2 separate regions of the Homo sapiens genome follow, and region 1 is linked to region 2. Evidence: chromatin loops called from intact Hi-C (ENCODE). Cell type or tissue: chondrocyte. All regions are shown on one strand. Links, peaks and the distances in the headings refer to the core of each region. The heading gives the core; the rest is flanking DNA. Region 1 overlaps CCNY (cyclin Y). Region 2 holds the start of LOC124902410 (a long non-coding RNA gene).

Region 1 (2,812 bases), core at 42-2,541, 49 kb before region 2:
GGAGGAGGAATTCTAGGAGGTAGGGGAGAGACACAACATTGGCGGTGGGAGAGAATAACACTTCTTCTAAGGTCAGGTCAGCCTTGTATGCAGGGTACCAAATGAACCCTGTCCCTGGGACCAAAGACTGAGAACTTGGGCTAGGAGCAGCAGTGCTGGCAGTGCTTGAGTTATGTCTGAACCATCCCAGGAGATTCCAGAATTATGGAGCTCTATCAGAAATGGCCCCAGCTGTGTGTGGGCTGCTGCATCTCTCCTGCCTGGATGCATGTGTGTCCTTTCCCTCTGCTGTCCTTCCAGTTTCTCATTTTGATCCTTAGGTGGATTAAAGAGAGGACCTTAAATTGCCAGTTGCTAACCTTGAGTGAGGATTCCCAGAGGAGTGCTGGTGCAATATAGGCAGGACTTCCCCCTCTGGTGATGTGCTTGCTTCCAGGGCCGAGGGAAGGGGAGGCACAGTGAGACCAGACTCTGTTCTCTGAGCAGTGCTGGAGGAGAAACACCCTCATCCATGTGGAGTGGGCATGGATGGAGGCAGCAGGGAGGGTAGTAGCTGGGCTTCCTGGGGCCCGTGGAGGCTGAGAGCAAAGCCATATGATCAAGGAGCATGACCAGGAAGCCAGTGGGGGTCCCGTCTGCTGCATGAGAGCCACCCCCTGGAGCCTAGGGCCCCGACTGTGGGCAGAGCTGGCCCTCCATTCTCTGCAGTGAGTATGGGGACAGATGTGATTGTGATCCTCTCAGAGGACTGATGCATTTTGCCAGAGACATGGAAGTGGCTTAAAAGCCAGCAAGGTCCTTGGTGGACATGATATAGATACAGGTTGTGTTCCTTGGAAGTGACCAACACGTGTCCTTTTGCATGGCGGAGATTCGGAAATGCAGCCTGTGCTAATCCTCTCAGGTCCTTTTGTTACGACTGTGGAGCCCCATGATTTGGTCACTACTTGGGGTCATTTATGTGTCTGGCTGGTCCAGTTCCTATGTTTTGACTGCTGGGACCAACAGCTGTGTGTGATTAGGGCATTGCCAAGTTCCCGGTGGTAGAAATCGTTTACCATATGGTTCTCGAGATGTCATTGTGTAATTCAAACTCCTAAGGCTGTAAGTTTTGCTAACTGCTCTTGGTGGGGCTCTCCCTGCATTTTACAAAATGCTCACTAGTTTTTGTCTAAAAACAAAACAAAACAAAAAACCGTAAAGTGACCAGTTAAGTAAATTTGCAGATAAAATACCCTTACAAGTTTCTTCCTTTAAAATCACTGAAAATATGCTCAATTTTTATTTAGTTTAACCAGACCACATTTGTGAGGGTAAGATATTCCCAGGCTATTCTGAGAAGGGGTTTAGCCTGAGAACTGGTGGAGCCTGGGAAGGGATAAGGCCTGCCTTGCCTGACAGAGCTGCCCCTGTGAAGAATCAGACATACGCCGTGCTTGCTTTCCTGGCCTTTCAGCTTGGTATGTCAGTCCCTTATAGCGTAGGCTTGTAGCAGACTCGCTGCAGAAATGCATTTTAAGTTCCAAGCAAATGTACAAATGAACTTTGAGAACCCAACTGACTTGAAAGCATGAGCTGATTGGGTTTCTCACATGGTTTCTTCCCACATTTTATAAAGTTCCTGCTTTTTAACCATGTGTGCTTGACGGTAAGACAACTAAGGGCACTTTGAAAGTGAGGGTGGCATTTTGGATGTTCCTGTTGAGCATGGTGAGGTCGTAGCTCCCTGCTGGGCCGTGGAGGCTGTGGACTGCATGTCTGGCTGCTAACTCTTGGCTTGACTGCCCAGGATGCTTATCCATGTTTGAGGTTACTTCTCGGGGACTGGTGTCTTGGGTGTCTACTCCACTTTTCTGGAAGTCTTTTTACTCCACCACAGAATTTGGGTACTAGTGTGTGAAGTGGTGAGAAGGTGACATGACTTACAGACCAGCCTGCCTGCCAGGTGGCCGACACAGGACACAACGCTGTTTAATTCAAGGTGTGAAGGGAGGCACAGGCTATTCTGCTTCCTCAATTGAAAAGGAGCAGGATGGGTGTGGTGTTTCACGCTGTTAATCCCAACACTTGGGAGGCCAAGGTAGGGGGTTTGCTTCATGCCAGGAGTTCAAGACCAGCCTGGGCAACATAACGAGAGTCTGTCTCTACAAAAATAAACATAAAAGATAAGGGGTTATCTCTCTTCTGCAGTAGATCTTTTATGTGCGGAGTACTGATAGGGAGATACATAACTGGACTCCCCCTTAGCAGATCCCAGTAATATGCTCCCTTCAGTGCCATGCGGGGGAGAAAATTCTGACTGTTATGTAGCAAACCCTGAGAAGACTTCTTCCTGTAGATTGGAGATGTTCTGGCTGAACACAGGATTGACCTCCAAACTGGTGTTTTTGTTTTTGGAATAAGATACATGGCTAGTAGAGATAAAGTTCTGTTGACATGGAAGGCTAGGTATGTTCTCCAGTTTACATGGGGACTCAGAAAATATGTGGAGCTGGAGTCTCAGAGAAGGGACATGCAATGGGTCCCTTCTGACACCTGCCTGCTTCCCATCGCAGATCTCCCTTGCCTGATTTTAGCCCTGTGGATAGCTGTTCTGTATATTTGGATTTTCTTCCAGCACCATCTATTTGATGTAGGCAGTTTTATAGAAGAATTCTTTTGGATTTTGTAAAATACTAAAAACGGCTTCTAGTGGTTTGATGAAAGGCATTCTGTTTAGAATCTCCCTAGCACAGTGCAGGGGGCGGCGGGGGTGGTGGGGTGGGGTTGTTTCCCCTCTTGGAGAGGAAGCTGCACAGATCCCTCCCTGTTT
Region 2 (2,812 bases), core at 245-2,744:
ACAGGTCAGTGAGGTTCAAAAATCTCTTCAAAATACTTACATGTCAAATGCCTAAAATATTCTCCTTGATGAAGATACTGGACACACATGCTCAGTGAAAAATGTGGAGTTTTTTTTCCCCACTAAATATAGATTTTCTTTCATTTAAATAGTACTTAATTGTCCTAAATTAACTGACCTCCAGAATGCATTTGTGTGCAAGAAATTGTTCCTTTGTCCTGTCCCTGCTTTTAGTAAAAGTGTGGTAGTGTAGATTTGCCAGGGATAGTGTGAATTTGGACATGAACTCATGGACAGGAATTGTAATAAGCTGTCATATCCAGTTTGTGTTTCATGAGCAGCTTCCCTTTGCCAGGGTCTTTGTGGTTAGTGATGATCTTCTTGTTGCCAACCCTGCCTTGTCACTGGCTCACTGGATCCTGGATGGAGCAGAGACTGACAGTGCTGGGTTGCTCCTCTTGCCCCTTGTGGGATCTGTGGGGCTGATGGCCCTCTGGGTACCATCCCAGGGCTGTTCGTTGTTCTCCAGCGGAAGTGTAATAAGCAATTTGTCTCTTCATTCCTGACAGTTTCAAAATTGCATGTCGAGATAAGTTCTAGATTTAAAAATTAGTGTCTCCTAATTTCTAATGTAATTTTTAGATAAATTGATTATACAGATTTTGGAAAACATATAGTTACCATGTAGGTTAAAGAAAGGTGGTTTAGGTCTGGGCACAGTGGCTCATGCCTGTAATCCCAGTACTTTGGGAGGCTGAGGCGGGTGGATCATGAGGTCAGGAGATCGAGACCATCCTGGCTAATACGGTGAAACCCCGTCTCTACTAAAAGTACAAAAAATTAGCCGGATGTGGTGGCGGGCGCCTGTAGTCTCAGCTACTCAGGAGGCTGAGGCAGGAGAATGGCGTGAACCCGGGAGGCGGAGCTTGCAGTGAGCTGAGATCGTGCCACCGCACTCCAGCCTGTGTGACAGAGCGAGACTCCATCTAAGAAAGCTGGTTTAGTTTGAATTCTAGAAAAACCATAGTTTAACACGTGGCTTTGTAAGCAGGACTTTCAAATGTAATCATGTTTCAAAAAGACAGGAGGCTTTACTAGCGATAACGTGGTAAGCCAGAGAGCAATTTTTATTTATATTTAGGGGCAGATGATGGGGAAACACCACTGTGGTCTTGAGACAGTGGGGTGATTATGACCATCATCATCATTATCTCTGTCATTTCTCACACTTCTTGATTTTACCTGCACGTTTCCATTTCTTAAGAAAAACTTGCTAAACCCTAAAATAATATAAATACAATCTTAATTTCTAAGATTTCAAGAGGTTTGAGGTGTTGTTTAGTAGCAGTGTCATTGCAGTAGCTTGAAATATTTATAAGTAATAACCCAAGGGTAGCATTTCTGCCATGAAATGCCAGAAATAATGGGCATGTCTGACACTTTGGGGAGTTTCTTGGCTTCCTGTGATTTCTGTTCTCTGGCTTGCTGAGTCTGTTTGGCACAGGTCGGATGTTTGTGCTTGGTCTGGAATTTGAAACACGTGGCTGTAAACCACAGATAGTTTGATAAAGGCATAACAGGCAGGAAAACAAAAGATATGCTTTTAACCAAAAAATGTAGGCCTGCCCCTGGCATTTCCCGTGATGAAGGTGTTTGAGGCTGTGCTTTGCCGTTCATGGTGTAGCTCCTCATTCGTTTTCAGCTATCAGAAAGGCCACTTGTTCTGGTGCTCCTTGGCTCAGCTGGCACCAGGTCACTGTCTCATCCTCCAGCCAGTGAAGGAGACCGCCTTCACTGTGGGAACCAGCGGCTCGCATTTTAATTGTGATCTGGTGACTTCTGTACAGCAGCAGATTGATGACAGCTTTGGAGGGGAACAGGTGGCTCAGTGTGATTGAATCGTTCTTTAACTCATTCAACAAGTAATGGCCAAGTACCTGCTCTCTGTTGGACACCATCTGGGGCCCCAGGGCAGTCACGAACAAAGCAGACCGGAGAGAAAACAAAGCAGGAAGTTAAGGGTGGGGACATGGGTAGGGCCGGTGTAGCAGAAATTCTGGAGCCAGGCTGCCTGAGTTGGAATGCGAATTCCCATTACTTGCCGTGTGACTTTGGCAAGCCCTTTAATTTCTCTATGTCTCTTTCCTCATAGGTAACATGAGGGTAATATTATTATTATATGAGTTGTACTAAATAAATTGGCATGTGTAAAATTCTTAAAATGGTGCCTGCCATGTAACTACTATGTGTTAGGTATTAGGACAGTGCTTATATAAAGGGATGTTATGGTGTTACTGTTAGGTAAGGTGACATCCTTCAGATACCTGAAGGATATGAGAGCTGAACCATGTGACTCCTTGGGGAAGGAGCCTTCCCAGCAGAGTGGGCATGCGCCTGGTGGGTTTGAGGGGCAGAGGGAGTGTGGGGGATGGAGGGGAGTGGTCAGAGAGGCAGCAGGGGCAGGGCATGTCCAGTCCTGTAGCCACTGTGAGTACTTTGCACTCTAGAATGGGGGCCAATGTGGAGTTTGAGCAGACGTGCTCCTAATGCAGTTTTGGCAGGATTCCTGTGGCAACTATGGAGAGAATGGACAATGGAGTATCCCCAGGGGGTGCAGTGTGGGTTAGACCCTGAGGCATGTCAAGGGGCAAGGTCAGGGGATTTGCTGGTTGGCTGCATTGGGTGGGAATAGCGAGGGTGGAGGATGAGTGCAGGCCTTGAAGGGTGGAGTTGCTCCTTAGTGACTGATGTAGACTGGAAGGAACAGGTCTTGAGCCTGTTGATTTTGATTTACATGTTAGTCAACAGGGGA

Evidence for each region. A loop is a pair of places that touch in the nucleus more often than their neighbours do. Peaks named below come from ENCODE experiments on the same cell type or tissue, not always from the same donor. Only the 100,000 strongest peaks of a DNase experiment are listed, where the experiment ranks them.
Region 1: a loop joins it to region 2, with 5 times the contacts of the local background. A loop is called at or near these places in 11 of 110 quality-filtered maps.

The regions. Positions count from the first base shown.
Region 1 is chr10:35,397,531-35,400,342 of GRCh38, forward strand. The region is part of intron 1 of CCNY (cyclin Y); the gene reads left to right. Among named protein-coding and RNA genes, the nearest start is that of CCNY, 62 kb to the left of the region's middle. In chondrocyte, for the core only: a CTCF peak has its summit at 1,179; no DNase peak of the experiment used is centred there.
Region 2 is chr10:35,446,288-35,449,099 of GRCh38, forward strand. All of the region lies in intron 1 of CCNY (cyclin Y), which reads left to right. LOC124902410 (a long non-coding RNA gene) reads right to left here and starts at 701. Exons shown (of 2, transcript XR_007062112.1): 1 at 1-701. RefSeq lists an enhancer at 1,742-2,412. In chondrocyte, for the core only: no CTCF peak of the experiment used is centred there; no DNase peak of the experiment used is centred there.